Regions from separate parts of the Homo sapiens genome. Here regions 1 and 2 are each linked to region 3. A link is an interaction called in ENCODE POLR2A ChIA-PET data of the cell type or tissue named here. Cell type or tissue: GM12878. All regions are shown on one strand. Each heading gives the region's core, and the rest is flanking DNA. Links, peaks and the distances in the headings are about the cores only. Region 1 overlaps SLAMF1 (signaling lymphocytic activation molecule family member 1). Region 2 has its middle 13 kb from the start of SLAMF7. Region 3 overlaps LY9 (lymphocyte antigen 9).

Region 1 (10,994 bases), core at 2,738-7,737, 170 kb after region 3:
TGGGAGAAGATTTGCCCTACATCCCTGCCCTGGGAGGGAATCTGTGCACATGCAGGCTGACAAACCAGGAGCATGGGTCAACAGAAAGCATTGGCTAGAGTGGGAAGAGAGAGTAGAAGTGAAAACTCCAGGCTTTTGGCTGAGAACCAGCAGTGGCCACAGTGCGGTCATACTGGTGTGTATTTTCTTGGAAGAGAAGGTCCAAGAAAGCAAGAGGGAAGAAGTTGGGATTTCTGAAGGCTAGGGCTGGTTACAGTATGTGGGAAATGCAAATTGGGAACCCTCAGAGAGTAGCTCCAGCAGGAAGGCCAGACAAGAGCTACCTTTGGATCTGGACTCTGTTCCTGTCTTTCTGTCTATCTTCTTCCCAAGGCAGGCTATTGCTTTCTGTTTAGAAGTATCAGGGCTATGAGAAAAGGTATTTGAGAAAGAAAAAGCCAAGCAAGAAGTGGACTTTGGACTGCCTGTGTGAGTGGGGTGAGAATCTCCTTCTGCTTATTTGTTTAGACTGTGGGAGGTAGCCTGGAGTAGAAGAGGTGGCATTACGGACACGGGGGGAAATCCTGAGGCCCAGGGTGTTTTAAGCTTGGGGTTTTCAAGACCGCAAATCCAATATGGACTTTTCCAGGAAAAGCACCGTGATATGCCAGGGATGTGGGGGTGCTGCACAATGGATGTGTCTTTTACCAGACAGCCAGACGAACAGGGCTTGCTCAGCCCACTTTCTTTTGGAATCTGCAGATCCATGGCTCGTACTTCCCAAGGTCTAGGGGAGGAAGAACTGAGCTCGGGGCTCAGAAAACCAAATCGAGCCACTTTAAGTGGTCACAGGGAAAGCCAAGCCTCCGTTGTTGCAACCAATTTGTGACTGCACCATTTCTGGAGCACCTCTTGGTGACTGTAAGGTGTGATGGAGTGATGGTGCTGAACTGTGAACTGGACTTTTCCATCTCTGTGCTTGCTAGCCTCTTGGCCAGCCTGGCCCATAGCATCTTAGGCACTGCTGACCAATAGCTCGTCTTATTGAGGCTTTGGAAGTCGCCGGTCAGGGAGAAGCAACCCAGCCCCACAAGGCAAGTCTATCCAATCGGAGGCTGCTCACTTCATTGCATGTTTTCTTCTTTGAATCTTCACAAAAGTTTTTCAGTGTTTTTATTTTTAAATACACACCCTTTTGTGAAGCCCCAATAAAACCCAGACAGAAATGCTTTGCAAATGGGGCAGGTTAGTCATGACAGATTTGCCCAAGCAAGAAGCTTGATTCTTGTAAAACTGGCATCCACTCCCATTCTCATTTCTACTCAGCTCAACTTCTAATTCCCAGTCAGAATTGTAAAAATCAAAAAGTCCACATGTCCCTTCCCCAAGTAAAGTGAATTTTTCATTTCCCCCGATGAGATTTGTTTTAATAGACTTTATTTTTTAGAGCAGTTTTAGGTTCACAGCAAAGTTGGGCAGAAAGAACAGAGATTTCCCATATGCCCTCTGCCCCATACATACATAGCCTCCCCTATTATCAATATCCCCCACCAGGATGGTACATTTGTTATAATTGATGACCTTATGTCAATGAGTTTTTTTTATTCCTCCATGCAGTTCCTCTGCACCCCCTTCACACACTTTGGGGGAAGGTGAGGGACAAGTGCGTGGGTTCTAGACTTGGCCTAACCTTGCGTGTTCAGTGGCCCATTCTATCCCAAGATGTCAATCTAGGCACTTCTATTTCTCAAAAATATTAATACTGTGATGTGATGCTGTCACTTTCACTGTCTCCCTCACTGGACTGGAAATCAGAGTATCAGGGCTAATTGGTTTAATCCATAGATTTGACTTTGAATGATCCCATTCAGCAACTATTAAGGACACATGATGTGGCAGCCACTGTGCAAGGGTGCAAGGTGTGGGGAAAACAAAATGAACAACAGCCACTGCCCAGCACCTGACACTGTGTCTGTACTGAGAGCCTGTCCACAAATATTTGTTGAGTGAATAATACTGGTATATACTGCATACTTGCCATATACCAGGCACTGTTCTAAATGCTTTATGTGTGTCAGTCATTTCATTTTCACACCAACCCTATAAGAAATGTATGTATTATTGGTACCATTACAACTTTATAAATGAGGAAAGGGGCACAGAGTAGTTTAGCAATTTCTCTGCGCTCACATAGCTGCCTGACTCCAGAGGCCTCAATGAGTAAAACTGGACAAGCCTATGTTTGGGAAGCAGGGGTGGAGAGAATGCCAAAATTTGTATCCAGGTCCCATGGTAAAAATTAGAATGTGCTATCTATAATTGAAAAATATGAGTTGAATTGAATTGGAATAAATTGAAGTATAGAAATGTCCAAAAGGTGAGAGACTGATAAAAATCACAGAAGAACGTAGAGGGCATATAAGAAGTATTTGACCTGGAATTTGGAAAATGAAAACTTTTTTTCATCATGCAAATGTTCATTTAATTTTTTTTTGTTAACTAGTTTGTTTATTGATTATCACATCTATAAAACATGTCATGTCTATGAAACTTCAACAGTACACAAGAGTATTTAGTGAAGACTAATTTCCCTTCCATACCTCATGCTGGAGGCAACCACTGTGACCAGTTTCTTGTGTGTCTTTCCAAATGTATAGGTCTTCGTGTTTGATAGATCAGTACGGTGACTATAGTTAACAATAATCTATTGTACATATCAAAATAACTGGAAGAGAATAATTCAAATGTTCTTAGCATAAAGAAAAGAGAAATACTCAAGGTGATACATATCCCAATTAACCCGATTTGATCTTTACACAACATGTGAGTGTATCAGACAGCACATGTGCCCTGAAAATATATACATCTATTATGTATCAATTTTTTAACATGGCAGAGAAGAAATCAGAGATAAAGAGGGTGGGGAAATAAAACTTCTCTCGACTTTTCAGTGTCCTGGTGAAGAGTACTAGCTCTGACATTTTTTCATACCATAAGAATTAAATCTGTAGTTATTTGCATAGGTAATTGCTCTGATCCAAACGAATAATAAAATTTTTCCCGAGAGGAGCAAATGGTTATAGCCTGAACAAGGTCCCTAGGTAGAGCGCCCAGGGTGCCATGAAGCCTGGAGTCACTATCTTCCTAAGCAGGCCAGCATAAGCTTGTGCCATCATTATGCAGCATGCAAGAAGGAATGAGCCCCAGAACTTGGAGTCAAGTCCCAGGACTTGCCATAAAAGCCAAGACATGTAACGGACTATCTGGCTCCTGGAGAGATTTATCTACCTACCAAAGTGTTGGAATAAGGAGCAGACCTTTAAGACGGGGAGGGGGGATAGCTGCCTCCTCCCTCTTTTATAGGTAGGGAAAATAATTTGTCCTTGTTTCTTACCTATGGAGTGTCTGTTTACTCACATAGAGCAATTGACCTTGCTCTTATCACATCATCCTAGGGGGAAGTGGGGGGCCAAAGCATTTACTATTTACTGTGAGTCATTTAATAAGAAATTTAACTCTAATCCAGTATATCTCATGTGCACATTTGGGATAAAGTTAATAAAAATGAATATTAAAAACTTAGCCCCAAATAAATGGGTCCGATGGGCTTGATTTTTATGGAACTTGAGAAGGAGCGTTCTAGAAGGAGGCACAAATGCAGAGGTAAAGGGTTTCAAGTGTTCTTGGCAAGTTGTCTGTTGTACCTGAAACCTAGGGTTTATATTTAAGGCACTTCCATGTCCTCAGCTGGCAAGTGGGGAAAAGGGTCCCCACCACTTTCTTCCATAATATACCTCTTAGGGATACTATAAAGGCAAATCAGAGTACATTCTGCTTTTGGAGGGAGGAGAACTTGGACTCTGTGTTGTCATTTGCTCATTTTTCATTCATCCCATTCTGTTTTATTAATTCACTTGGGCAACAAGGATTTACTGAGCTCCTACTATGTCCCAGGTGGGTGTTAGGGATACTGTAGTGAATAAAACAGACACAGTCCCTACTCTTGGAAGCTTATAAGAGTGGGGGATTACAGGCATTGAACCAGAGTTGAACACGTGATGAATGATATGAAGGAGTGCGTTCATTGTCCATTGGAAGTCTGTGACAGGAAAACCCAACCTAAGTCAGGAGTCAGGAAAGTCTTCCCTATGAAAGAGATGTCAAAATGGAGACCAGAAAGATGGAAGTTGTTAGCTAGGCAAATAAAGAGTGGTTATAGCCTCTAAGGCTAGGGAACGTACATACTAATAGTCTAAGATAGAAAGACCCAGCAGTGCCAAATAATAAAAATAGGACTTTGACTGATGGGGATACAGTTTAAAAAGCAAACACAGACAAGATGTCTTTTCTTTCTGAGCCTAAATTTACCAAAAGAACTGTGGGGTCTGTAAGTTCTGTTCCTTCTGTACCTGAAAGAATACTGTAGCAAGATGCTAAAAGCACATATGAAAGTGTCAGGGCTAGGCAAAAAAATATAATACAATAAAACAAAAAGAGTTATCATTAGGTAGAAGCCCATCTTGTGAGAGGGTTGGCTAAATCCTACTATTAATAATTTTTGACCAAACTCCATAGGCCCATGTGAATCACTCATTTTTCGAAGTAGAATTACCCATGAAGGAAAGTGAGTTGGTGTTAACAGCTACAAATGTTTCCTCCCAGACTCTTTTAGTAAATAAGGGCTGGCTGAATCACAGACACACTGGAAAACACTCATCTAGCAGGATGTTTCAGGAGCAGGGACGCCACTCGAGGGGTTTTATGAACCACTTTAAAGCCCCCACTTATTTTTCCACCTTGTGCTTATGTGAGGGTGATCTCAAGTACCCCCTCCAGACCCCAACACTCACACACTCAGGTATTGCGTCATCATTCTTTATGTGGGTTGTGGGGTATAAGGGTCTCTTCCTGATGAAGTTTTGGTTCCACTCCTCATGACTGAGTGTGCATAAAACCACTCAGCCTCTCTCATCTACCCCTCCCTTTTCCTCTTCCTCTTTCTCCTTCTATGTTCTTTCGTTTATTTTATTTTTTTATTTTTTTATTTTTTTGGTTATTCCCTACCTCTCTTATATCCCTCTTTCTCCTCCCCCAATCAACTCCAAGTTCTGAAAGCAACCATGGCGCAAAGAGTGTGCAAGGTTAGGTGGGGAAGGAGTGCATGGGAGCCATTTTGGGGAGTGGTGGCGATGGGTTATGGCCTGAAAATGGGATTTTTTATTCTTTTTTTCTCCCTATCAAAGTTGGTCTTTAAAAATCAACACTACGCTAGCAATTTTTAATCTTGTTTTGAATCTCAGATCCCTTTAAGAGATGGCATTTATGGATGTGCTCCCAGAAAAATATGTATACGCTCATCTATACAACTTTTTATACAAAAGTCTGGAAGTTCATACTTGCACATATGGCTTTAAATTTTTTCTCATTTCTTTATACACAGAAGTTTAGGTTCAGGATTCAAGAAGTTACTCTTTTAGGTACTGTGCCTACAAGTCAGGTATGTAGCCACCAAAGGGGTCACATTATCTAGACAGTCAGGCATCCATAAGTGTGGTGGAAGAAAATCCAACATGCTTCCCAGTATATTAATGTAAAAACAACCACCACCACCACAATAACTATAATGTTCCTCATGTCATCAAGCAGCAGGGGAGAGCACTCTGTTTTAAGCTTAATATATTCGCAATATTTTAAAAGACAAATGCCTAATTGCCTTTCTCACTTTTCCTCAACAATTAAGAATTTCAATCACTCTAGGCCAGATTTTAGCCCAGATAGACTTCTTTTTCTTCTTCCCCAATCACTGAATCTCTAGTCTACTATTAGCTGAGCCCTTTACTGAGCAACATGGGGATTTCGGGGTATTTTGGTGACAAGAATATTTGGGCCAGTGTGTCCAATTTTCCAATAGCTCATCTTAGCCACAAGTCAGTTGTGAAAGAGTCTCTTCTAGGTAGCTGCATTACTTAAGCTGATGGTTCTATTTTACTCTCTGACTTTCTTATCAGCTAGAACAATCTATGCTCTCTTTGAGTCATGGGCTCCTTCTTTTATGAACACTAGCTTATGGTTAAGTTCAGATATATATATATGTGTATGTATATATATATGTATGTGTGTGTGTATATATATATATGTGTGTGTGTGTGTGTATATATATATATATATATATATATATATATATATGACAAACCTAATAACCTAAATAAGAGGCTTTGGTCAGGTATTATGGTTTTCAGCATTCATTCATTGAACAGATATTTATTAAATGCCTCCTATATACTAAGCACATAGCACCTGTTTGTAGGTCTTGGGGTCAAAATAGTGAACAAAATGAAGTTCTTCCTCTTGAGGCTTTTGCATTCTAGTGGGAGAGACAAAAATAAAACAAACAAATATACAGTATAATATAATGCAGTGATAAGTGCAGAAAGAAACACAAAGCTATTTTAGATAGATGGTCAGAGGAGGCCTCTTGGAGGAGAAACTGTTTTGAGCAGATACCTAAAATAAAGTGAAAGAATGAGCTACCCAGGTATGGAAGGGAAGAAATTCTTCAGAGAGAGGAACAGCAAAAGCAAAAGTTCTGAGACAGGAATGTTCTTGGTGGGTTTAAGAAACAGCCAGGAGCCAGTGTGGCCGTAGCACAGTGAGCAAAGAGGAGGGCAGGAAATGGAGTTGGAACAGTGCCACGGACTGGGCATGCAGGGCCTTTGAAGCCATATCAATAATGGACTATGGTTTTATTCTATCGGTGCTAGAAAGCCACAGAAATTTAAAAGCAGGAGAGAGACAAAATAGGACATGGTTTTTAAAGATGATTCCATCTATTGTATGAATGCAGGGAGATCAGCTGGAAGAAGACGGCAGTACCCAGGCCTGGGATGATGGTGGTGGAAATGCAGGAGGTGAAAAGGGTTCAGATACCAGACATATTTTGAAGTCAGAGCCAGGAGGATTTGCTGTTAAAATGAGTGTGGAGTATGGCTGGGCACAGTGGCTCATGCCTGTAATCCCAGCACTTTGGGAGGCCGAGGCGGGCAGATCACTTGAGGTCAGGAGTTCGAAACCAGCCTGGCCAACATGGTGAAACCCCGTCTTTACTAAAAATACAAAAAATTAGCAGTGCATGGTGGCAGGCACCTGTAATCCCAGCTACCCAGGAGACTGAGGCAGGGGACTTGCTTGAGCCCGGGAGGCAGAGGTTGCAGTGAGCCGAGATCGCAACATTGCACTCCAGCCTGGGCGACAGCACAAGACTCCATCTCACAGAAAAAAAAAAATTGAGTTTGGAGTATGCGAGAAAGAAAGGAATCAAGGATGTTTCCAGTGTTTTGGCCTGACAAATTGGCTGAATTATAATGTTTGCAGAAGGTGTTCTGGAACCAAGAGTTTGTTTGCTAAGTTTGAAATGCCCTTTAGACCTCCAAGTCCTGTCTTGTGTAGGCAGTTGGGAGTGCAGTGAAGGTTTTGGTTGGGAGATATAACCCTGTAGCATCCCAGAAATATGTCAGACTGTGCAATTGGGTGAGAAACTGGATGAGTGTGGATGAGAATGAGAACTCCGAGTACTGAGATGCTCCAGTATTTAGAAGTCCAGAAGAGCAGAAGGCTCCTGCCAAGAAAACTGAGCAGAGGCAACCTATATAGGATAGGAGAAAAACCGGGAGAGTATGTTGTTCCCTGAGCCAAATGATGACAGCGTTTGAAGGAGGGATGGATGAACTATGTCAAGTACCCCTGAGAAAGCAAGTAAGATAAGAACTTTGACTTGGCTTAGTGGAGTAGACAGTGACCTTGACAAAGGTGGTTCCAGCGAGCAGTGGGGAAGAACACCTGTTTATAGTGGGTCCAAGGAAAAATGGGTCTGGAAATGGGAAAAGAAACTATAAACACACATTAAAGCACTTTGCTGTAAAGGAAAACAGAAATGGAGAGGTATCTGGGGATGGACCTGGGATCAGGGGAGATAGTTTTAATATAAGGAAACTACAAGTTTATATGTTGTGTATTGATGGAAATAACCTAGTAAAAAAAAACCTGATAATGTGAGGGACAGAGGCAATTGCCGAAACAAAGCCTTGAAGTAGGTGAGTGCTCCGTGGAGGAAGAGGCTCGACTTAAGTGGGAATGTAGACCATCCATCCAGGTAGGTAGGTTGATTTAGTGGTGGTAATAAGTGGAAGTTCTCTTTTTGTGTTTTCTATTTTATACTTCAGTGAAACAAAAAGCAAAGTCGTCACATGAGAGAGGAGGGGGAAAGGCAGGTTGTGGGTTTGAGGAGAGAGGAGGTGTGAAATAATCAGCAGCAGGAACCCTCATAGTGGTTTGAAAGGCTCTTGGTATTTTTTTTTTTAACCTTGTTGTTGGCTCAGCTTTTTTGGAAAAGAGAAATACAGTAATATCTCACTGTCGACATTATTAACTATCTCAGGGTGTTTGGAGAGAGAGGATTCCACAGTTTGAACACTGGGCTTATCACTTCCTGACTCCACATTCCTCAGATTTTTCTGTTTTCCTCATGATCTGAAATGCTTCCTGGGCTCATGAGCTCAGAATCACTTTTATTTGCTCTCCATCCTTCATCCTGTATATTCAATGGTGGAAAAAACCCTGGTAGAGGAATTAGCAGAACTGAATTCTAATCCTGACTCTGCCACTTACTAGTTAGGGAAGCCATTTAACTTCTCTGTGCTTTTTAGATGCCTGAACAATAAATCTGAGTTGATAAAGACCCAGTACTCTAGTTAATCTATACAACTCTATCCTAAGTAATTTGAAGATTTCTATTGACAGTTTTGAAGTATTGAGAATATAGTGGGGATCCTCAAGGCAGTTCTTATAGACCACGAAGGACTTGGCAACCCCAGGGATAGCCAAAGAGGAAGAGGGAGAGCCTCCAGTCTGTCCTTCCTGATCTGCTGACACGATGTTGTCTAAAGGCCTTAATAATAAGGGACTCTCTTCTCCTCCCTCCCACAGGTGGGCGCATGATGAACTGCCCAAAGATTCTCCGGCAGTTGGGAAGCAAAGTGCTGCTGCCCCTGACATATGAAAGGATAAATAAGAGCATGAACAAAAGCATCCACATTGTCGTCACAATGGCAAAATCACTGGAGAACAGTGTCGAGAACAAAATAGTGTCTCTTGATCCATCCGAAGCAGGCCCTCCACGTTATCTAGGAGATCGCTACAAGTTTTATCTGGAGAATCTCACCCTGGGGATACGGGAAAGCAGGAAGGAGGATGAGGGATGGTACCTTATGACCCTGGAGAAAAATGTTTCAGTTCAGCGCTTTTGCCTGCAGTTGAGGCTTTATGGTAATAATGGCGGCTTCCCCAGTCCACACTAAAGGGCCAAGGTGCTCCTTTGACCAAGAATTTAGGTCTCTCTTAAAAGCAAAGGGTATTCAGAATTGGAAGTAACTAGAATGATCTTCTAGTTTGGGGGTATTTAAACCTGCTGCATGGAAGACGTTTTAAAGGTTGACATTTTTTTTTCCAAATTGCATATTGATGGTAGCTGATTAAGCATTAGTTACTCTTACTCCCATTTCCCAAAGGAAAGGGGCACAGCTCCTTGTGGGCTGGAGGGCCGATAGACCCAAGGATCTTGGTTTGCAAGTAATATTTTATTTGAAAATAGGATTTTTTTCTGATTAAAAGAAGTTGAATACCACAGATCAAACCCAGTCTCTCCTACATGAGGACAGTGAAATCTAACCAGAAGCGGTTAGCACATTTACACACATTTGTGTAGGTGTTTCACTGCACTGGGGGTTCTGGATAAAGATGGCTAAAATTCAGCCCACACACCACTTGTTAAGCCCTGCATTCCGGCACCAGATCATACCTACTTGGTGGAAGAAGTGCCTTTTGGCATTTAAACAAAGGCTTTGGTTATAAAGTCTTTTAGTTGCTGTACTTAAACTAGGAACCAAGTCCACCTGAATCCAAGGCCAGTGCTTTTTTGAGCCTTTTTAACTACCAGTCCCTCTTGAGTGCACCCAGGGATTGTGTCTCTTAGGCCCAGAGACTCATCTGAATTCCCAGGGATCCTGATAGCCACATGGGGCTTTCCTGCTTCTTCAAAATGACTTCCTTATCTCTGGGGATGGGACAGGAATTCCCACCTAACCAGCATTTCTTTGAAATTCTCAAATATCTAGAGGGAAGGCAGCAATACTCTCACCAATCCTCCCTCAACCCAGCATTCCCTTTCCTTCAAACAGTGCCTGCGGAATTCCCATGGCCCTCCCCCAGGTACCTGAGAGTCATTTCCAGCAGTGGCTCCAGGCACGACTGCCATGAGCGTGGAGGCTGCACATGATGCATTTTCCAAAACGGTGTGGATGCCAGACATTCTGTCCTTTGGTTCCTATGTTTCCTGTTTTTGTCACATCTTGTGATCAAATTCTTACTTTGGAAAATGTGGTCTCTGCAACCATGGCATTTTTCTCAAGCCAAAGGAAGAGTTTGGATTTTGAAGTCAGACAGACCTAGGTTCAGATCTTAACTTGGCCACTTAGAAGCTGTGAGTTGTAAGATATTCCACCTCCCTGGGACTTGGCTTTCTCATCTATAAAATGGGGAATAATTACAACTAGAGTTATAATTGTTGAGAAGATTAAAAAAGATGATGAGGTGGCTCACGCCTGTAATCTCAGCACTTTGGGAGGCCGAGGCGGGCGGATCACAAGGTCAGGAGATCGAGACCATCCTGGCTATGGTGGTGAAACCCCATCTCTACTAAAAATACAAAAAAAAAAAAAATTAGCTCAGCATGGTGGTGGGCACCTGTAGTCCCAGCTACTCGGGAGGCTGAGGCAGGAGAATGGCGTGAACCCAGGAGGTGGAGCTTGCAGTGAGCTGAGATTGTGCCACTGCACTCCAGCTTAGGTGACAGAGCGAGACTCTGTCTCAAAAAAAAAAAAAAAAAAGATGATGAATGTGAAACACCAGCACTGTGCTTGTCCTATAATAGTTGCTAAATAAGCAAGAATTTACCTTTTATG
Region 2 (10,994 bases), core at 2,877-7,876, 81 kb after region 3:
TGTGGCCATTCCTCAAGGAGCTAGAACCAGAAACACCATTTGACCCAACAATCCCATTACTGGGTATATACCCAAAGGATTATAAGTCATTCTACTATAAAGACACATGCACATGTTATGTTTATTGCAGCACTGTTCACAATAGCAAAGACTTGGAACCAACCCAAATGCCCATCAATGATAAGATTGGATAAACAAAACGTGGCACATACACACCATGGAATACTATGCAGCCATAAAAAAGGATGAGTTCATGTCCTCTGCAGGGACATAGATGAAGCTAGAAACCATCATTCTCAGCAAACTAACACAGGAACAGAAAACCAAACACCTCATGTTCTCACTCATAAGTGGGAGTTGAACAGTGAGAACACATGGTCACAGGAAGGGGAACATCACACAATGGGGCCTGTCGGGGGGTAGGGGGCTAGGGGAGGGATAACATTAGGAGAAATATCAAATGTAGGTGATGGGTTGATGGGTGCAGCAAACCATCATGGCATGTGTATACCTATGTAACAAACCTGCACGTTCTGCACATGCATCCTAGAACTTAAGAGTATAATAATTTTTAAAAAATAGCATTTCAATAATCACTTGTTTTTCAAAACGCCCATAATTAGAGTATGTTATATAGCAAGCATAGCAGTCACCTTCTTTTCATTTTTTAACTTTTAAGTTCAGGGATGCAAGTGCAGGTTTTTTACACAGGTAAACTTGTGTAATGGCTGCATAGTATTCCATGGGGTATGTGTACCACATTTTCTTTACCTATTGATGGGCATTTAGGTTGATTCCATGTCTTTGCTATTGTGAATAGTGTGCAGCCACCTTCTTATGAATGTGATTTTGCACTCAATTATCATCTAAAATTATTCTTTAGGCTAGATGCGTCATACCTGTAATCCCAGCACTTTGGAGAGGCTGAGGAGGGAGGATTGCTTGAGGCCAGGAGTTTAAGACCAGCCTGGGCAATGTAACAAGATCCTGTTTCTATAGAAAAATTTAAAAAAATAGCTCATGATGGTGGTGGACACTCGTATTCTTAGCCACTCAGAAGGGTGGGGCAGAAGGATCACTTAAGCCCAGGAGTTCGAGGCTGTCCTGAGCTATGATTGCACCACCATACTCCAGCCCTGGGTGACAGAGCCAGACTGTCTCAAAACAAACAAACAAAACCCAACAACTATCTCTGTAAAATAACTAAGTTTGACATTAAAACGTGAAATAGAGAACTTTAAATTTTAAGCTAAAAAAAGTACAGGAATATTTGAATACCTTACATATATACATATACATACATATATATATATATATATTTTTTTTTTTTTTTTTTTTTTGAGACAGTGTCTTGCTCTGTCACCCAGGCTGGAGTGCAGTGGCATGATCATGGCTCACGGCAGCCTTGACCTCCCAGGCTCAAGTGATCCTCCCACCTTAGCCTCGTGGATAGCTGGGACTACAGGTGTGTGCCACTATGCTGGGCTAATTTTCGTACTTTTTGTAGAGATGAGGGTTTCCCTGTGTTGGTCAGGCTGGTTTCAAACTCCTGGGCTCAAGCGATCTACCCACCTTGGCCTCCCAAAGCGCTGGGATTAAAGACGTGAGCGACCGTGCCTGGCCACTAATATATTTTAATCACTATTTAACCAAAGTTCGGACATCTTGAATAGAATACTTCTTCCAATTTTCTGTGAAATATTTATACTGATGTTAAAGCCTTCCTGAGAATGCATGTAACCGTCATAATTTAATACTTGAGACTCATGGACACCAGCCACAGACCTGATAAACTATTATTTTCCTCCTTGACTGGTGGATACAACTGCTGCAAGAACTAAGATATAAGGCATGGTGTTAGACCAGCACAAAAGGAAGATGATATGTTTACTGGATCATGTAAGGAATTTGCCTCCTGAAAATATAACAGCATAATCAGAATTATAAAAAGTTCTTCTCAAATAATGGAAACAGTGGAGGGTAACCAAGAGAACAGTGTAATAACTGAATGCAATTTAATCTCTTACAGTACATTGCCACCACCACAGAAAAGTAGTTTTAACTTACTTGTTATGAATCCCCACCTCTGATGATCGAGTGTGCCTGCAATTCTGTAAGATCCAAAAGGGGAGGAGGTGATGGTACCTCTTTGTGTACTCCCTCAACCTCCAGAAAGAATCTTCAAAGTTTAGTCAAATGTGAAATTAGTGGGTATTCCTCAAGAAATCTCTCACTTCTAACATTAATTTGCAAGTTCAGGGATGATACGGTTTGAATGTATGTCCCCTCCAAATGAAATGTGACCCTAGTGTTGGAGATGGGACCTAATGGAAGGTGTTTGGGTCATGGGGTTGGATCCCTCATGAATGGTTTGGTGTCCTCCCTGCAGCAATTAGTTCACACAAGAACTAGTTGTTTAAAGAGCTTGGAACCTCCTCCCCTCTCTCTCTTGCTCTTTCTCTTGCATGTAGCGTGCCTGTTCCTCCTTCACCTTCTACCATGATTGGAAGATTCCTGAGGCTCTCACCAGAAGCAGATGCATTTGACCCATTTATAATTTCTTCCACAGAACTTTATGTTATCTGGCTCTCCATGGTACCACTCCTATTGTCTTTCTCTACTGACTCTATTTACCATGTTCATTCTTATTACCTCATCAGCCTCGCCTTCACCGTTCATAGTTCTGTCAGCATTTTGGTCATAATCACTTAACAAGTCTCTAAGAAGTTCCAAACTTTCCCTCATCTTCTAGTCTTCTTCTGAGCCCTCCAAACTCTGCCCACCCCAGCCCATTACCAGGTTCCAAAGCCACTTTCACATTTCAGCAATTGCTTTACAGCAATGCCCAACTCCTCAGTTCTATTTTTTTTGTATTAGTTCAATTTGCATTGCTATAAAGGAATACCTGACACTGGTAGAGCCACTGGCCACTTATATCCTGAGCCTGTAAAAGCTGCAGGCACTCAACACCATTAACATCTTAATTCCTCAGATTCTTTAATTTCCTTTAAAATGCTCTAATTTTCTTTCTTTCTTTCTCTCTTTCTCTGTCTGTCTATCTATATCTATCTATCTATCTATCTATCTATCTATCTATCTATCTATCTATCTATCATCTATCTACCTATCTATCTGATGGAGTCCTGCTCTGTCTCCAGGCTGTAGTGCTGTGGCACGATCTCAGCTCACTGCAACCTTGGCCTCCCGGGTTCAAGCGATTCTCCTGCCTCAGCCTCCCGAGTAGCTGGGACTACAGGTGCGCACCAGCACCCCCAGCTAATTTTTGGATTTTTAGTAGAGACTGGGTTTCACCATGTTGGCCAGGATGGTCTTGATCTCTTGACCTCGTGATCCGCCCACCTTGGCCTCCCAAACTGCTGGGACTACAGGTGTGAGCCACTGCGCCTGGCCAAAATGCTCTAATTTTCTTTCTTCTTTTCTAGTAAATCTTTGTCAGTCTCATTTGCATATGCCTCATCCTTTGCCATCCCTTAAATGTTGGTATTACCAGGGGATTCCATCCCCAACCTCCTTTCACTTTACATATTCTTTCTGAGTAAGAATTTGTGTGCCATAATTATTTGCATGCTGGCACATAGCACAGGTCTCTCTCCTGAGCCCCAGATACATATATTCATCTGCCTCTTAGATATCTTAATCTTAATATATTCAAAACTGAACTTATCATCTCTCATGTCCCAACTTGTCCCTTATCCTATCCACTGATGCAACCACACAAGCCAGGAACCAGACTTTTCCTCTTCCCTCTTCCTTTACCCCCATATGCAACCAGGTATCAAGTTCTGCTCATTCTGACCCCTGCCCTTCACACCACCACCTCTGCTTCAGCCAAGTTGAGCAATAATGAAGGCCTTGGCTGGATCCCCCCAATAGCCTTAAAATGTCCCCCCTTGTTTGTGGTCTCATTCTCCTGTTTACCAGAATATTCTTTTTAAGTTGTGAACCACAGTATATCACTAATCTGCTCAAAACCCTTTAATTAGCTCCCTTCACGAGCCTTCAGGATAAAATCTAAACCCTTCATCATGTACACTAAAACATTAGTGATCTGGACCAGTCTGGAAACGGGACCTGCTTTCTGTATCCAGTCTTTATTTCAGCCACACTGAAATATCCTCATTTTCCTGAACTGGCCAAGTTCTTTGGGTAGCAAAGGTATAAAAATAAACCCTTTGGCCGGGCGCAGTGGCTCATGCCTGTAATCCCAGCACTTTGGGAGGCCGAGGCAGGAGAATCGCTTGAACCCAGGAGGTGGAGACTGCAGTAAGCCGATTGTGCCACTGCACTCCAGCCTGGCAACGGAGTGAGACTCCGTCTCAAAAAACAAACAAACAAACAAACAAACAAACAAACAAACAAAAAACCCTATTGTTATTTGATTTTTTTGTGTGTATAAAAAAAGATTTTACACATGTTCATTACAAAGACCTCCTCTGATCATACACAGTTTGCATTAGGCACCCTTTCTATGTGACACCACAGTTTCTCATTTTGCAGCTTCTCAATGTTTTGCTTCTCTGTTTTCTCCATGAGACTGTGAGTTGCTTAAGAGCAATATTATGACTTTCATTTCTACATCTCCAGATGCAGCTCAAGAAATATCCAACAGGGAGAAAGGAAGAGAAGTGGGGATGAGAAAAAAGGAGGAGAGAAATGGAGAATTTGGCTTCTGCCTCCACTAAAATGGCTCTCATCATGGCCAAGGTGGCTACTGACTACACAATTGCTAAATGAAATGGAAGCACTTTTTGTTAATCTGGATATAGTCTTGAAATTTTTGCTCTCAAATTTTGAGACCACCTTCTCCTTGCTATCTGACTGATCCTCCTTATTTTCCTCTTCAGGATCCCTTTTTTCTATTGTCTCTTAAATGTTAAATTTACCCTGGGAAATCGTCCTGAGTCCCTCGGGTCTTTTAGTCTCCCTGGGGAATGGCCTCCAAGCTGGAGCCTACTCAGGCAGTGTTGTACTGCCCCCTCCTGGTATAACTGAAAAGCAGGTTAGTCGCTCGCCACAGTTAACAAGAACGAGGCCTGGCACAAGAAAAGTGAATGTATTTCCAAAACAAGTCTGGGAGGAGGGCAGGAAGTATCCTCCTTTAAATGTGCCACTTTGCCTTTGGAGCAAAAAGTGAACACTTTTATAAGGTAAAGGAAGAAGTGAGCAAGGGCAGGGGGGTCTCCCTGCTACTGGGCAGTTAAATACTGAACAGTTGAGTTGGTGCCTTCCCGGGCAGAAGTAAGTTGTAAAAGTGACCAAATAGGCATGCTTTCCACATGCCTTTCTGAGGCAACCGCCCGAAGGGAGGAGTTCCATAAGGACATGCTTTGATCTGCAAATCAACAGATCTGTCTTGGAGCACATAGGTGAACTTGCCCTGTAGGGAGTGTCTGGTGAGAGGTTATTTTGCATTTCAGAAAGGGCTAAGTAGGGAGTAGAGGGAAAGGGAAAAAGAAAAAAGAAAAGGAAAAAAAAACACATAACAACAATTAAATTATCTCTTAGAATAATGGGGGCACTTGGTTACATTGGAACCAGTGATAAGCCAGCCAGGAATAGTAGTGGCCCTAGTCCTAGTGGGGTTGAAAATAGGTTTTATTATTCTATGCTGACTAAAACCTCAAATGACTCAGCAAAAACACTGGGCAGTAGACCTTCTGAACACTCACGACCGGAGGACTATAGTCCTCTGACTGGGCTCTTCAACCTCCATTTTCTTTTACCCTCTGGAACCTGGAGCTCAGAGGTGGCAGGTGTCATTTTTGCATCTTAGTTTTAGAGGTGGTGAATTCGTATGGGTTTGCAGCAACCTCAATTACTGTCTCTTCAGAAGAAAAAATTCAACCATGGGGCATAAGGCAGAGGGAGAGAGCAAGGCAAGCTTTAGAGTAGGAGTGAAAGCTTATTAAAAAGCTTTGGAGCTGGAATTAAAATCAAAATACATTTGGAAGCGGGTGGCTTGAGAGACCAAGTGCACTGTTTGACCTTTGACTTGGTGTTTTATATGTTAGCATGCTTCTGGGGTCTTGCATCCCTTCTCCCCTGATTCTTCCCTTGGGGTGGGCTGTCTGCACACGCAGTGGCCTGCTAGCCCTTCGGAGGGGCTGCGAGCACAGTGTGTTCACTGGAGTTGTATGCATGCTCACTTGAGGTGTTCTTCCCTTACCATTTGAGTGTTCCTAGAGGAAAGTGATATACCAGTTAAATGCTGCCATTTTGCCTTTTAGTACGCATGTGTGAGCCCACTCGCCCAACTCCTGAGATCTTAATGGGAAACTGCTGATCACCAGCTTTGGGTTTTGCTTTATCTGTTGGGAGACTGCCTTTCCCTCATGCTGGCTGTGACTATTATTTTAGAGAGACAGCTTAACAACTGTCTGACCATCACCTGATGGTTACCTGACATTCCTAGGGGGTATCCTCTCCTGCCCTGCTCATGTCTGCCTGACTACCTACTGTAACATTCCCCCCGTCAAGAGTCCAGTACCCCAAATTTTGGGGGAAAATGGACAAACACCAGTCTTCTGTAAACTGCTCCCTGCTCACAGAGGGCCGGTGGTTGTTGTTCTGTGAATCTTGGCCTCCTGCTAGCTGTTAGGGCAGGTGACTCTGTGGGTTCATGAAAGCAGTTTCCAGCCAAGTCCAACAGAGAAAGGGGCAGGATTTAACCTCTGTCATGTCCCACTAATGGGCAGTGTAAGGGTCCAGTGTAGAAGGATAACTCTTGAATGTTGAGAGGATGTATTCCTCACTGAGGATCATCTGGAGCTTGATGCCCTGGAGAGGAGACAAATCAGGTTATTAGATATAGAAGACATGGACCAAAAAGGACAAGTAGAGATGTCAAAATGAAACAAGGAGGTGAGGGCAGCTCCAAAAAATCTTGAGGCTGCTGACACATCCAGGTAGCTGGTGGTTACATTCATGCCTGCTAAGACTTGCATGCCTGGGGTTGCTAGCCAATTCCAACAAGTGCCCAGTGTAGGGGGCACACAACAACATATTCAAGCTTATGTACAAGGCATTTGAGGTTGAAAAAATAACTGAGGCACTGTGTGTGTGTTGTTTGTGCATGAGACTATAACTCCTTGACCCTGAAAACAGGACAAGGAGCAGAATGTGTGATAAGGGGCGCTGAACACAGCCTCCTAAGAAGGCGGTTTGAGTGCTTTTAGATGTAATAAACAAGGCCATATGTGCCTCATGTCACGACTGCAAAAAGCCACCTGGTGGATGTCTTTTGTTGGTCTGAATTGTAGTTTAACAAGCCTCTCAACAGACACTTGGTGGACAGATCTTGGAGCAGCACTCCCTCGAGGAGCTCCTCCCTGCCCCGTTCAGCTGTAATTGTCTCAATACTTATTTCTCGGCGTTCACTGCAGAGCAAGCTGCAAGTGGTGACTCCGATGTGATCGCCTTGAAATTACTCGTGGAGCAGGATGACATACCAATCTTCAGGGAATACCGATAAGGGACAGTCCTGACCCATTTTCTTTTCTTTTCTTTTTTCTTTTCTTTTTTTTTTTTTTTTTTTGAGATGGAGTTTCACTTTTGTTGCCCAGGCTGGAATGCAATGGCGTGATCTCGGCTCACCGCAACCTCTGCCTCCCAGGTTCAAGCAACTTTTCCTGCCTCAGCCCCCTGAGTAGCTGGGATAACAGGCATGCGCCACCACGCCTGGCTAATTTTTTTTGTATTTTTAGTAGAGACGGGGTTTCTCCATATTGGTCAGGCTGGTCTCGGACTCCTGATCTCAGGTGATCTGCCCGCCTCAGCCTCCCAAAGCGCCGGGATTACAGACATGAGCCACTGCGCCTGGCCAGTCCTGACCCGTTTTCAGGAGGACAGGACCTATGTGTATAATACCAGGGCTCGGGTTACCACGGGTGAGAAGTTGACCAAATAGCAGAAAGTATTTTTTAAAATGGTGAGACAATTGCTTAAGGCTATCCAGTGCACCAGAGAGTCTGAAGCTTTGCATACGCTTACGCTTTTAGTTCGGCAGGAATGCCCTTGGTTCCCTAATCAAGGAATATTAGACTTAAAGTCATGGGAGCAGGTGGGTGGTTGCCTGAAAAGGGGATTTGAGCAGGGCCATTTTACTAATGTTACCATTTTGACCACCTGGAGTATGATCTGCGTTATACCCCCTTTATATGTCAGATCGTGGTAAGTCAGACCGCCCATTTTCTCCACCTGAAGGGAATTCAGAAATTTTAAAGAGAAAAGAAAAACAGGAACAAGAACAACAGGGAGGAGCTCCTCCCCCCACTTCACTCCCTTCTGTGGGGCATAAAGAAAAAACTTTTTCTAGTGATGAGGATGGACTGGAGCTTTTTTCTCCCCAGTAAAAAAGCCATTGCCCTTACCTGTCTCATAACCCCTCTAAACACATACAAAAGACCACAGATTTAATAGCTTCTCTTCTTGTAAAGGAATGCTGACGTTGCATCCAATTGTCAGAATATGACCCTGCTACTCTTTTCCTACCTTTAAGCAAGTAATAGTTTCATACTCTCCTAGCTTGTGATCTTGATTAGCAAGTAGCAATGGCCGACTGTATTGGTGACATCAGCTTCCATTTATCAGCCTCTAAGCTCCTGAAGGTTTTACAAATGTGCCTGTTAAATTTGTATCTATTGTTGTCTCTAAGCCCTTGCTTCATGCCACTATTGTCTTTACAGATGGCTCAGGAAAAACTAGAAAGGCACCTATAGTGTGGCAAGATGCCATGCAAAACTGGTAGCACAAAATCCAAGAACATTTCAAAACCACACAACGGGCGGAATAAAGTGCCCTAATATTGGCCTTACAAACTTTTCCTCATCAAGACATAAATATAGTTAGTGATTCCGCTTATGCAGTGGATCATATTACTCATTTAGATCTTGCATATGTGAAGAGCATTACTAATGAACCCCTACTAGCTTTATTTCTCGAAGCACAAGAGTTCTTCTATGCCTGTTGTCACCCTCTTTACATCACACACAATCCCTCTCATTGTAGGCTACCTCGTCCCTTGTCAGAAGGAAACGCTTGAGCCGATGCTCTGGTACAACCACAAATGTGGTTTGCAGACTCTGCTGCCTTTTTGCGAGCTCAAGCTAATCATTCCTTTTTTCACCAGAATGCCCACAGTCTTAAACAACAGTTTCATTTGATGCTCGCTCAAGCTCGCATGATCATTAAAACCTACCCTGATTGCGAATGACATTCTCTATCCGCTTTTTCCTTAGGACTTGGTGCCAACCTACAAGGTCTAGTACCTAATGCTATTTGGCAAACTAATGTTACTCAATATCCACCCTTTAGATGCTTCAAATTTCTCCACGTTACTGTAAACAGTTATATGGGCTTAATACATGGTATCCCCCAGACCTGAAAAAAAAACTAAAGATGCGATTGCTCATCTTTTTGAATCCATTATGACTTTAGACCTTCCACAAACTATAAAAACTGATAATGGACCTTGCGTTTTAGTGCTCAATTTGCATATGCATTGCAACTTTGGCACATACAACACAAAACCCAGATTTAAAATATGAATCCAGGTTATTACATGACTCAACCTTCTTGTTTCTTCTGACCTGCAGCCAGAGATTACTGGTTGGTTCAAAGGGATAAGCAGAGTTAACTTAAAAACAACTGATGAGACTAGAATCTAATAACAGGTGTACCATCATTTTTGAAACATAATTTTTCTCTCTCTAGTCCTGATCTTTATTAAAAACAAATTACAATAGGGCAGATTTGTTTGTAAAATAAGCTTTAGTATTATTATACTTGGCTTGTTACTTGCATAAAGCACAGCAAGAGTAATTATTTGCCATATAGGTTCCTATTAAAATTGTCTTTGATAGAACTTTGTTTCATAAGGAATTTCAGATAAGATGTTTTTAAAGCCTGGAGCCCAATTATGGGTTTGTGCCATCAAATATCTATATTAATTGAGTAAATTTCTCTCCTTTTGAGGTCCCAAGATAACTTGGGTCTCCTGGGCCTGTCAGAAAGTGACATTCTTTACTTACTACAGGACTGGAACCCTGTACAGGGACTGTGTAGATAAGGTATGAGGCCAATTTTCCCAAAGAGCTTTTATTGGCTTTATAAGTCAAATTTGATTCTTTAAAGGAAAGCACACCATTCCAGTCAAAGCCTTGGTAAAATATCCAGTTTCTCCAATTGTGTTTTGTTGCAAAAGAAAACAGATTCTTACTGTACTTATGCAAATAACTATATTGCCATAAGTTAAGAATACTCACAAGTAGTTTCCAAATCCTGGAGAAATCCAGTAGAGAGAAATATGCTCTAAACTTTGTTTATAGGAGTGTACTTTACTCAATTGTTAAGAGCTATAAATAGATGGATTATTTCAGTGTTGTATTACTTCAGTCCATGCAGTTAACTTCTGTTCTGCCTGATACTCATAAGCATTTCAGGTATCCATGAGAGTCCTAAAAGTTTTTCCTTTATTCTACTGTCACAGTCTCCAAAGTTATTAAGAATCTGCATTCAAGAGCACCTGTCAGAGTTCTATAGATGATTATAAAACCACCTTCTAAGGGGATAAAAACAAGACAACAATTGTCTATATAAATAATAAGAAGTCTTAGGGCAGCCACAGTCAAAGACACAATTGACCAAGAAATTTGTTACCTCTGTGGCACCCAATAATTTAATGATTATAATTATTACTAATAATATACACTGTTATATCAGAATTATAGGAGTTTCACATAATTTTGGAATATGTACCAATAACACATTTATAAAGAGCAGTTTAATGCTTTAATAGAACTCTGTTGTGCTTTTATTCCAAAGTTCAATTTACAGAAAATCTAAATAATATCCCTTTAATTTTTAATCTGAAAAGAGGATTTGAGCAGGGCCATTTTACTAATGTTACCATTTTGACCACATCGAGTCTAGTATGCTCTGCGTTATACCCCCTTTATGTGCCAGATCACAGTAAG
Region 3 (9,208 bases), core at 2,729-7,728:
CGGTCAAATTATCTGATAGAAAGATGGTGTTATGAGCTAAACTGTGTCTCTGCAAAGTTTAGATGTTGAAGTCTTAACCTCTAGCACCTCAGAATGTGACCGTATTTGAAGATAGAACTATATTTGGAGATAGAAGTAATTAAGTTAAAATGGGGCCATTAGGGTGGGCCCTAGTCTGATATGAGTGGTATCCTTATAAGAAGATGAGATTAGAGCACAGACAATATAGACAGAGGGACACCCATGTGAAGACATGGAGAGAAAGTGGCCATGTGGGAGCCAAGGAGAGAGGCCGCAGAAGAAACCAAGCCGCTGATACCTTCATTGGCCTCCAGAATTGTGTTCTGGAGAAATGTGGAATACGTTTCTGTTGTTTAAGCTAGTCAGTCTGCAGTATTTTGTTATGGCAGCCCTAGAAAACTAACACAGATTTTGATACCAGAAGTGGGATGAAGCTCTAAAAATCTAAAAATGTGAAGTGGCTTTGGAATGGGCTGATGGGTGGAGATTGGAAGAATTTTGAGGTGTGTGCTAGAAAAATCCTAGATTGTCTTCAAGAGACTCTGGGTAGAAACATGAATGTTAACGAAAATTTGGGTGAGCACTCAGAAAGAAAATAGGAACACTGCAGGGAATGCTGCTATTACCTTAGAGATATACATATGTGATCATGAGCAGAATGTTGGTAAAAATATAAATATTAAATGTGTTGCTGGTGAGGTCTCAGACAGAAATTAGAAATATGTTACTGGAAACTGGAGGAAAGGGCATACTTGTTGTAAAGTGGCAAAGAACTCGGCCACGTTGTATTCTAGTGTTTTGTGGAAAGCAGAATGTTTAAGTGATAAATTTGGGTACTTAGCTGTGGAGATTTCTAATCAAAGAGCTGAAGGCACTGCCTAGTTTCTCCTTGCTACTTATATAAAATGTGAGAAGAGAGAGAGAGGTTAAATAAGGAATTGTCAAGCAAGATGGAGCCAGAACTTAAAGCTTTGAAAAAATGTCACCTATTCATATTGCGAAAAACGAGAAAGTGTGTCTGGAGAGAACACAAAGATTGTGGCTTGGCAATGTTTGCTAAAGAGGTTATGAGATTTGACCACCTCAGCAGAAATGCTGCCAGTCTGGACTGTAAGGGACAGAGACAGGACAAATGAAGGAGTGTGTCAGGCTTCTGGGATTTTATGAAATAAGTCAATACAGCTGTACAGCTGCAAATATGTATTATCCTTCAAGAAAAGGGAAGAGTGACCCCACAGGCAGTTCAGAAGTAGGCAGAGCTGCCACTGCCACCATAGGCCTAGAGGGCACAAGCCTTGGGTAGGGTGAGGTGGTTTCCTCCTTGGTTCCAGGGGGCAGAACTGCCGCTCAGGGCCAAGGAGGTGGGGCTGCTACTCCAGTGGGCCCAGAGGATAGAGCACTGAGCCAAAGAGTATTATGCTTGAGCCTTAAAATCTAATGGAATTTACCCTGTTAGGTTTTGGACTTGTTTGGGACCTGTGACTTTTTTCTTCTTCCCAATGTCTCTCTTTTGGAATGGCAATGTCTATTCCATACCTGTTCCACCATTGAATTTTGGAGGCAGATAACTTCTCTGGTTTTGCAGGTTCACAACTGAAGAAGAATTTTGCCTCAGGGTGAATCATATCTCAAGTCTCACCCATACCTGATTTAAATAATATTTAGATGGATTTTGGACTTACAGTTGATGCTGGAATGGGTTAAAACTTCTGGTATTGTTGGAATGTGGTGAATGTATTTTGCATGTGAGAAGGACATGAATTTTGAGAGGCCAGAGGGTAGAATGTTAGGGCTGAATTCTGTCCTCCCACAACATTCATATGTAGAAGTTCTAATCCCGAGTACCTCTGAATGTGACTGTATTTGGAGACAGGGCATCTAAAGAGGTAATTAAGTTAAAATGGAATTGTTAGGGTGAACCCTAATACAGTATGACCGATGTGCTTATAAGAAGAGATTAGGACATAGACAACACAGACAAAGGAATGACTGTGGGGGCACAGTGAAAAGGTGGCCAACTACAAGCCGAAGAGAGAGGTCCCAGGAAAAACCGAACCTGCCAACACCTTGAACTTGGATTTCTAGTCTCCAGAATTGTGAGAAATAAATTTCTGTTGTGTAAGCCATCTATTCTGGGATATTCTGTTATGGCATCCCTATCACACTAATACAGATGAGTAAAGAATATTAATAGAGAGTTACAGAAAAGAGAATACAAATGGCTATTCAATACATGAAAAGATGGCTAGACACAGTGGCTCACGCCTATAATCCTAGCACTTTGGGAGGCTGAGGAGAGTGAATTGCTTGAGGCCAGGAGTTCAAGATCAGCCTGGCCAACATGGCAAAACCCTGTCTCTACTAACAATACAAAAATTAGCCAGGCATGTGGTGCATGCCTGTAATCCCAACTTCCTCGGGGGCCAAGACGGGTGAATTGTTTGGACTCAGAAGGTGGAGGTTGCAGTGAGCTGAGATTGCACCACTGCACTCCAGCCTGGGCAACAGAGCAAGACTGTCTATCAAAACAAACATAAAACATAAAACATGAAGAGATGCTCATCTCATTCATAAGAAAAATATAAATTTAAGCCATGAAATACTATTGTAACTACTCAATTTATCAACAAAGAAATGTTTGACAATACTTTGTTATTGAGAATATAAGGAAATGGTGTCTCTCAAACATTGCTGGTGGGAGGATTACTTGATAACACGGAGGGAAATTCAGCAATATCTAGCAACATTAAAAATGTATATACTAAGCTAGGTGCAGTGGTGCCTGTAATACCAGCTTCTTTGGAGGCTGAGGTGGAAGGATTGTTTGAGGCCAGGAGTTTGGAATCAGCCTGGGCAACATAGTGAGAACCAGTCTCTACAAAATAAAATAATAATAAATAAAAATTGAGGATTTTAAAGCCAGGCATGGTGGCACATGCCTGTAGTCCCAGCTACTTGGGAGGTTGAGGGAAGGGGACAGCTTGAGTCCAGGAGTTTGCGACTAGCCTGGACAACAAAATGAGACTATGTCTCTATGAAATACTGGTAATAGTAGTAGTAATAATAATAATAATAATAATAATAATAAATTCAGGATTTAAAAGCTGGGCATGGTGGCAAGTACCTGTAGTCCCAGCTACTTGGAAGATAGAGGCAGGAGGATCACTTGAGCCCAGGAATTGGAGGCAAGCCTAGGTGATGTAGTGGGATGATGTCTCAAAAAAAAAAAGAATGCATATACCATTAGATTCAGTAATTTGACCCCATATATATATTCTAGATTTATCCATCAGAATATAACCTAGTCACATAAGCGTGAAAAGATAGGTGCACAAGAATATTCATTGCAGCATTGTTTATAAGAGGAAATATTGGAAACAATATTTCTATAAGCAGAAACAATATTTCTACAAGTAGGAGACCCGTTACATGAATTATGGCGATTATATAACATGTAAGGAATTTACGGGTGTGTCTTCTAATTTTGACATCTGTGTATATGGAATTAGGTGAAAAACGATCAATATAGTAGTCATATTTATCCTAGAGAGAGAAATTCCTGGAGAAAAAGAATGTCTGTTTTTAAAAATAAAAGATCAAGAGAAGGGGCTTCGAAATGGCTGACTAGAAGCATTTAATGCCTACCTCCTCTACTTAGAAGAACAAAAGTAGTATACAAACAGTCATATTTCAAATACATTTTCCAAGGGAGAATGCTGGAATTCAACAGAGATGTGACAGGAAACACTAAAAGCAGGGAAGGAGAAGGAACAGAGACAGCCTCCCTGGCTGAGATCTGCTGGGAGCTGGGAGTGATTTCCCAATAGAGGTGAGCGAGAGACCTCCAGTGGCCCACATCCCACTGCAGAATCATGCAGTCCTGGCCACATGAGACCCCTTTGACCCTCCCAATCCCTGAAACTACCATAGGGAGCTGCTGGGAGACTGTGGGGCGGAACTGCTCCAGGGAGGGAGCTCCTGCTGGGTTCCATACTCTTTCTGAGACCTCTGCAGTTATAGTAAGGGACCATTTTCAAACTGAGCCTTTGGCAGAATGCACGCTGTCCTGGGGCCCAACAGTGCTGGGTCTGAGGTGTTAGGAAAACTAAAACTGTTGCTGCCAAGACTAGAGTATGGATTGGGAGCACTCTGCAGGTAGAGCTAAGTAGCAAGAGAGGTGTGGGCTGCAGTTTCTGGTCCTAGGAAGTGAATGCTGCTGTGACTGAGACTGGGTAAAGTAGTGGGCTGTGAGCTGCTGCTGCAACTTGGTTGCAAGCTGGGCAAAAGCTCCTGCAGCTAGTGCTGGCTTGGGGGAAGCCCTCCTAGGACTGAGGCTGAGAGGGATGCATATTCCCCATCTGCCATCCAAGGCTGTGGCCACTGAACCTGGCCTCACCTTCTCCAGTGGCAGGGCCTCACGGTGGCGGCTACTGTCCTCACCTGAGCACTCTGCCTGGGGCCTGAGGATGGCCCTGCTTCCACATACCATAGCTGGTGTTTGCTTTCACCACTGGGGGGCCTGAGTGCAAGCCCACTCAGCCTGGCTTCCCCCTTCCCCCTTGGAAAGAGAACACATAGGCCAGCATCTTGGGGATTGCCCAACCCAATCCACTGCCTTGGGCACCTGAGCATTTTTCCACAGGGGCCTAGGGTGGGCCTAACTCCCAGCCACTACCACCTACCTGCAAGTGCCACCTGTGGTCCTGGAGACTGGTCTGCCCAGGCCATTGCAGCCACCATCAACATCAATGCACACTGCTTGGGACCCAGAGAATCATCCCACTACTGTCATTCCCCATGCCACACTGACTGCCAGGGGGCCTGAGAGCCTGCTCACCACCCTTCAGTCCACTGCTGCCATTATCGGTATCTGAGCAAGCCACCTGGAGACCTAAAAATCGACCTGCTGATAAGCATAAACACAAGTGACAGCATACACTGCCTTGAGGCACAAAGATAGGTATGCTGCCACCACTGTGGCCTGATGACTGGCCCACTTGACATTTCAATCCTCAGCGCAACTTCACCACAGCCTCTGCTAATAAACACACTCTGACCTACTGAGGAAATCACAGATACCACTAATGTTATTTACAGCCAAATAAATCATACAAATACTATACTACTGCATGCACCCAGAATCAAAGCCAGAGTGCCCTACCCCAACAACACAATAGACACATATTCAGGAAAAAGACCTCCCCATGAAAGTAACTTAAAAAAATAAGAAGAAGCTCAGTGAGATACAAGAGAATTCTGAAAAACAATACAAAGAAATCAGAAAAACAATTTTGGATATGAATGACAAATTAACCAAAGAGATAGATATTTAAAAAACAGAATGAATAGAATTCTGGAATTGAAGATTTCACTGAAGGAAATACAAAATATACTTGAAAGCTTCAACAATAAACTAGATTAGGCTGAAGAAAGAATCTCACAACTTGAAGACAGGTCTTTTGAAATAATTCAGCCAAACAAAAAATAAATAAATAAAAAGAATAAAAAAGAATGAGCTAAACCTTTGTTACATTTGGGACTTCATAAAGTGATAAAATATTCAAATTATTTCATCCCTGAGGGCAAAGAGACAAAGAGCTGATTAGAAAATGTATTTAATGAAACAATAGCAGAAAACTCCCCAAGTCTAGCAAGACTCTTAGACATCCAGATACAGGAGGCTCAGCAATTCCCAGGAAAATACAATGCAAAAAGATCTCCATGACACATCACAGTCAAACTATCTAAAGTCAAAGAGTAAATCATAAAAACAGTAAGAGAAAAACATCTAGCCACCTATAAATGAAAGCCCAGCAGGCTAATGGTGGATTCCTCAGCAGAAACTTTGCAGGCCAGAAGAAAATGGAATAATATATTCAAAGAGTCAACCAAAAATACTATATCTGGGAAAATTATTCTTCATAAAAAAGGAGAAATAGCGTTTCCCAGACAAGCAAATGCTGAGAGAATTTGTTACCACTAGATGGGGTCTTACAAGAAATGCTCAAGGGAATCCTAAACCCAGAAGCAAAAGATGACATTTACCATGATGGAAACACACAGAAGTATAAAACTCATTTGTAAAGCAATCACACAAAGGGTGAAGAGAAAGGACTTGAATGATGTCACTACAGATACCCACCAAACCACAGTGACAAACAATAAGAGAGAAAGAAACAAAGAATATATGAGACAACCAGAAAATAATTAACAGTATACAGGAAAAAGCTTCACATATCAATAGTAACTCTGAATGTAAATGGATTAAATTATCCATTTAAAAGATGTAGAATGGTGGAATGGATTTAAAAACATGATCCATCTATATGTTAATTACATGAAAATTCACCTTAACAGTAAAGATATATAGACTACAAGTAAAGAAATGGAAAAACAATTCCATGCAAATGGAAACCAAAAGCAAGCAGGAATAGCTAGCTATATTTATATCAAATAAACAAACTTTAAGTCAAAAACAGTAAAAAAAAAAAAAAAAAAAAAAGACAAAGAATGCCATTATGTAATGATGAAGGGATCAATCCAGCAAGAGGATATAACAACTCTAAATGTATATGCACCCAACACTGGAGCACCCAAATTCATAAAGCAAATATTACCAGAGAGAGAGTGAGAGTAAGAGTGTGTGTGTGTGTGTGTGTGTGTGTGTGTGTGTGTGTGTGAGACAGAGAGAGAGAGACTGCAACAGAATAGTAGTGGAGGACTTCAGCACTCCACTCTCAGCATTAGACAGAGCTTCTAGATGGAAAATCAACAAAGAAACATTGGATTTAAATTGGAGTTTGGACCAAATGGACCTAACAGATATTTACAGAACATTCTATCCAACAGTTGCAGAATATACATTCTTTTCATTAGTAGATGAAGCATTCTCCAGGATAAACTATTTGTTAGACCACAGTACAAGTCTCAACAAATTTTAAAAAATTGAAATCATATCAAATATCTTTTCAATCCCAATGGAATAAAACTAGAAATCAATATTAACAGGAACTTTGGAAATGATACAAATACATGGAAATTAAACAACATGCTCCTGACCATTGGGTCAACAAAGAAATTAAGATGGAAATTTAAAAAAAGTTCTTGAAACAAATGAAAAAAAAAACACAACATACCAAAAGCTATGGAGTACAGCAAAAGCAGTGCTGAGGGAAGTTTATAGAAATAAATGCCTACATGAAAAATGTATAAAGATCACAAATTAATAATGTAACAATGAACTTTAAGGAGCTAGAAAAGCAAGAACAAACTAAGCCCAAAATTAGTAGAAGAAAAGAAATAATAAATATCAGAGCAAAACTCGATGAAGTAGGGACTAAAAAAATGCAAAGAATCAATGAAAGAAAAAGTTAGCTCTTTGAAAAGACAGACAAAATTAATAACCTGCTAGCTAGGCTAATTAAGAAAAGAAGAAAGAAGACCCAAATAAACAAAATCAGAAAAAGTGGAGACATTACAACTGACATTACAGGAATACAAAAGACCAAAATCCAAAAGACCGTCAGAGACTATTATGAACAACTATACTCTGACAAACTGAAAAGCCTAGAGAAAATGGATAAATTCCTAGAAACATACAACCTACCAAGACTGAATCAGTAAAAAATAGAAAATCTGAACAGACACCAACGACAAGTAGTGAAATTAATCTGTAATAAAAAAGTCTCCCAACAGAGAAAAGCCCGAGACTGATGGAGTCACAGCCAAATTCTACCAAATATACAAATAATAACTAATATCAATCCTCCTAAAACTATTCTTAAAAATCAAAGTGGGGGGAATTTTCCTTAACTCATTCGATGAGGCCAGCATTATGCTAATACCAAAATCAGACAAGGACACAACAACAAAAAGAAAACTACAGGCCAATATTCCTGATGAACATAGATGCAACAATCCTCAGCAAAATACTAGCAAACAGAATCCAACAGCATATCAAAAAGATAATACATGATCAAGTGGGATTTATCCCAGGGATGCAAGGATGGTTTAACGTATGTAAATCAATAAATGTGATACATCACATCAATAGACTGAAGGATAAAAACCATATGATCATCTCAATGGTTATAGAAAGAGCACTTGATACAGTCCAAATCCCTTCCTGAAAAAATTTCTCAACAAACTAGGCATAGAAGGAATATACCTCAAAATAGTAAAGCCCATATATGACAATTCCACAATTAGCATTGTACCAAATGGGGAAAAGCTGAAAGCCTTTCTTCTGAGAACTCGAACAAGATAAGGATACCCACTTTCACTACTTTTATTCAACATAGTACTGAAAGTTCTACTCAGAGAAATTAGGCAAAATAAAGAAATAAAAAACATTCAAAGTGTAAAAGAGAAAGACAAATTGTTCCTCTTTGCTGATGATGTAATTTTTTTTTTGAGACAGGGTCTCATTTTTTCACCCAGGCTGTAGTGCAGTGGTATAGTCATGACTCACTGCAGCCTCAGCCTCCTGGGATTCAAGCAATCCTCCCACCTCAGCCTCCAGAGTAGCTGATACTACAGGCACATGCCACCATGCCCAGCTAATTTTTGTATTTTTTTGTAGAGATGGGGTTTTGCCATGTTGCTCAGGCTGGTCTTGAACTTCCGAGCTCAAGCAATCCACCTGCCTTGGTCTCCCAAAGTGCTAGGATTACAGGTGTGAGCCACCACGCTTAGCCTGAGGATATGATCTTATAACTAGAGAAACCTAAAGACTCCACCAAAAAACTCTTAGATTTGATAAATGAATTCATTAAAGTTGCAGGATAGAAATCAGTGTACAAAAATCAGTAGCATTTCTATACACCAATAATTATTTAATCAAGAAAGAAATAAAGAAGTGAATCCGGTTTATAATAGCTATTAAAAAACCCTAGGAACAAGTATAACCAAGGAGGTGAAAGATCTCTACAAGGCAAACTACAAAACACTGATGAAAAAATCATAGATGACACAAACAAATGGAGAAATATCCCATGCTCATGGACCAGAAGAATCAATATTGTTAAAATGACCATATTGCCCAAAGAATCTACAGATTCAAGGCAATCAGTATCAAAATACCAACCTTATTCTTCTCAGATTAGAAAAACAATACTTTTTAAAAAAAAAAATTTTTTTTTAGACACGGTTTTCACTTTGTCACCCAGGCTGGCATTCAGTGGCGTGA

Evidence for each region. ChIA-PET counts read pairs that join two places held together with the same protein. Peaks named below come from ENCODE experiments on the same cell type or tissue, not always from the same donor. Only the 100,000 strongest peaks of a DNase experiment are listed, where the experiment ranks them.
Region 1: POLR2A ChIA-PET joins it to region 3 with 8 read pairs; 2 of 35 experiments call an interaction of 5 or more read pairs at or near these places.
Region 2: POLR2A ChIA-PET joins it to region 3 with 7 read pairs; 7 of 35 experiments call an interaction of 5 or more read pairs at or near these places.

What each region holds. Positions count from the first base shown.
Region 1 is chr1:160,635,497-160,646,490 of GRCh38, reverse strand. It overlaps SLAMF1 (signaling lymphocytic activation molecule family member 1), which reads left to right. Exons shown (of 7, transcript NM_003037.5): 2 at 8,962-9,300. Among named protein-coding and RNA genes, the nearest start is that of SLAMF1, 6.0 kb to the left of the region's middle. RefSeq lists an enhancer at 5,762-5,921. In GM12878, for the core only: no CTCF peak of the experiment used is centred there; no DNase peak of the experiment used is centred there; H3K4me3 peaks cover 4,808 bases; H3K27ac peaks cover 4,727 bases.
Region 2 is chr1:160,721,001-160,731,994 of GRCh38, reverse strand. No RefSeq gene overlaps it. Among named protein-coding and RNA genes, the nearest start is that of SLAMF7, 13 kb to the left of the region's middle. RefSeq lists enhancers at 4,702-4,751, 4,792-4,891, 4,483-5,226, 5,602-5,751, 5,227-5,969. In GM12878, for the core only: a CTCF peak has its summit at 4,997 (motif pointing left); a DNase peak (open chromatin) is centred at 4,973; H3K27ac peaks cover 2,700 bases.
Region 3 is chr1:160,803,235-160,812,442 of GRCh38, reverse strand. All of the region lies in intron 2 of LY9 (lymphocyte antigen 9), which reads right to left. Among named protein-coding and RNA genes, the nearest start is that of LY9, 12 kb to the right of the region's middle. In GM12878, for the core only: no CTCF peak of the experiment used is centred there; no DNase peak of the experiment used is centred there.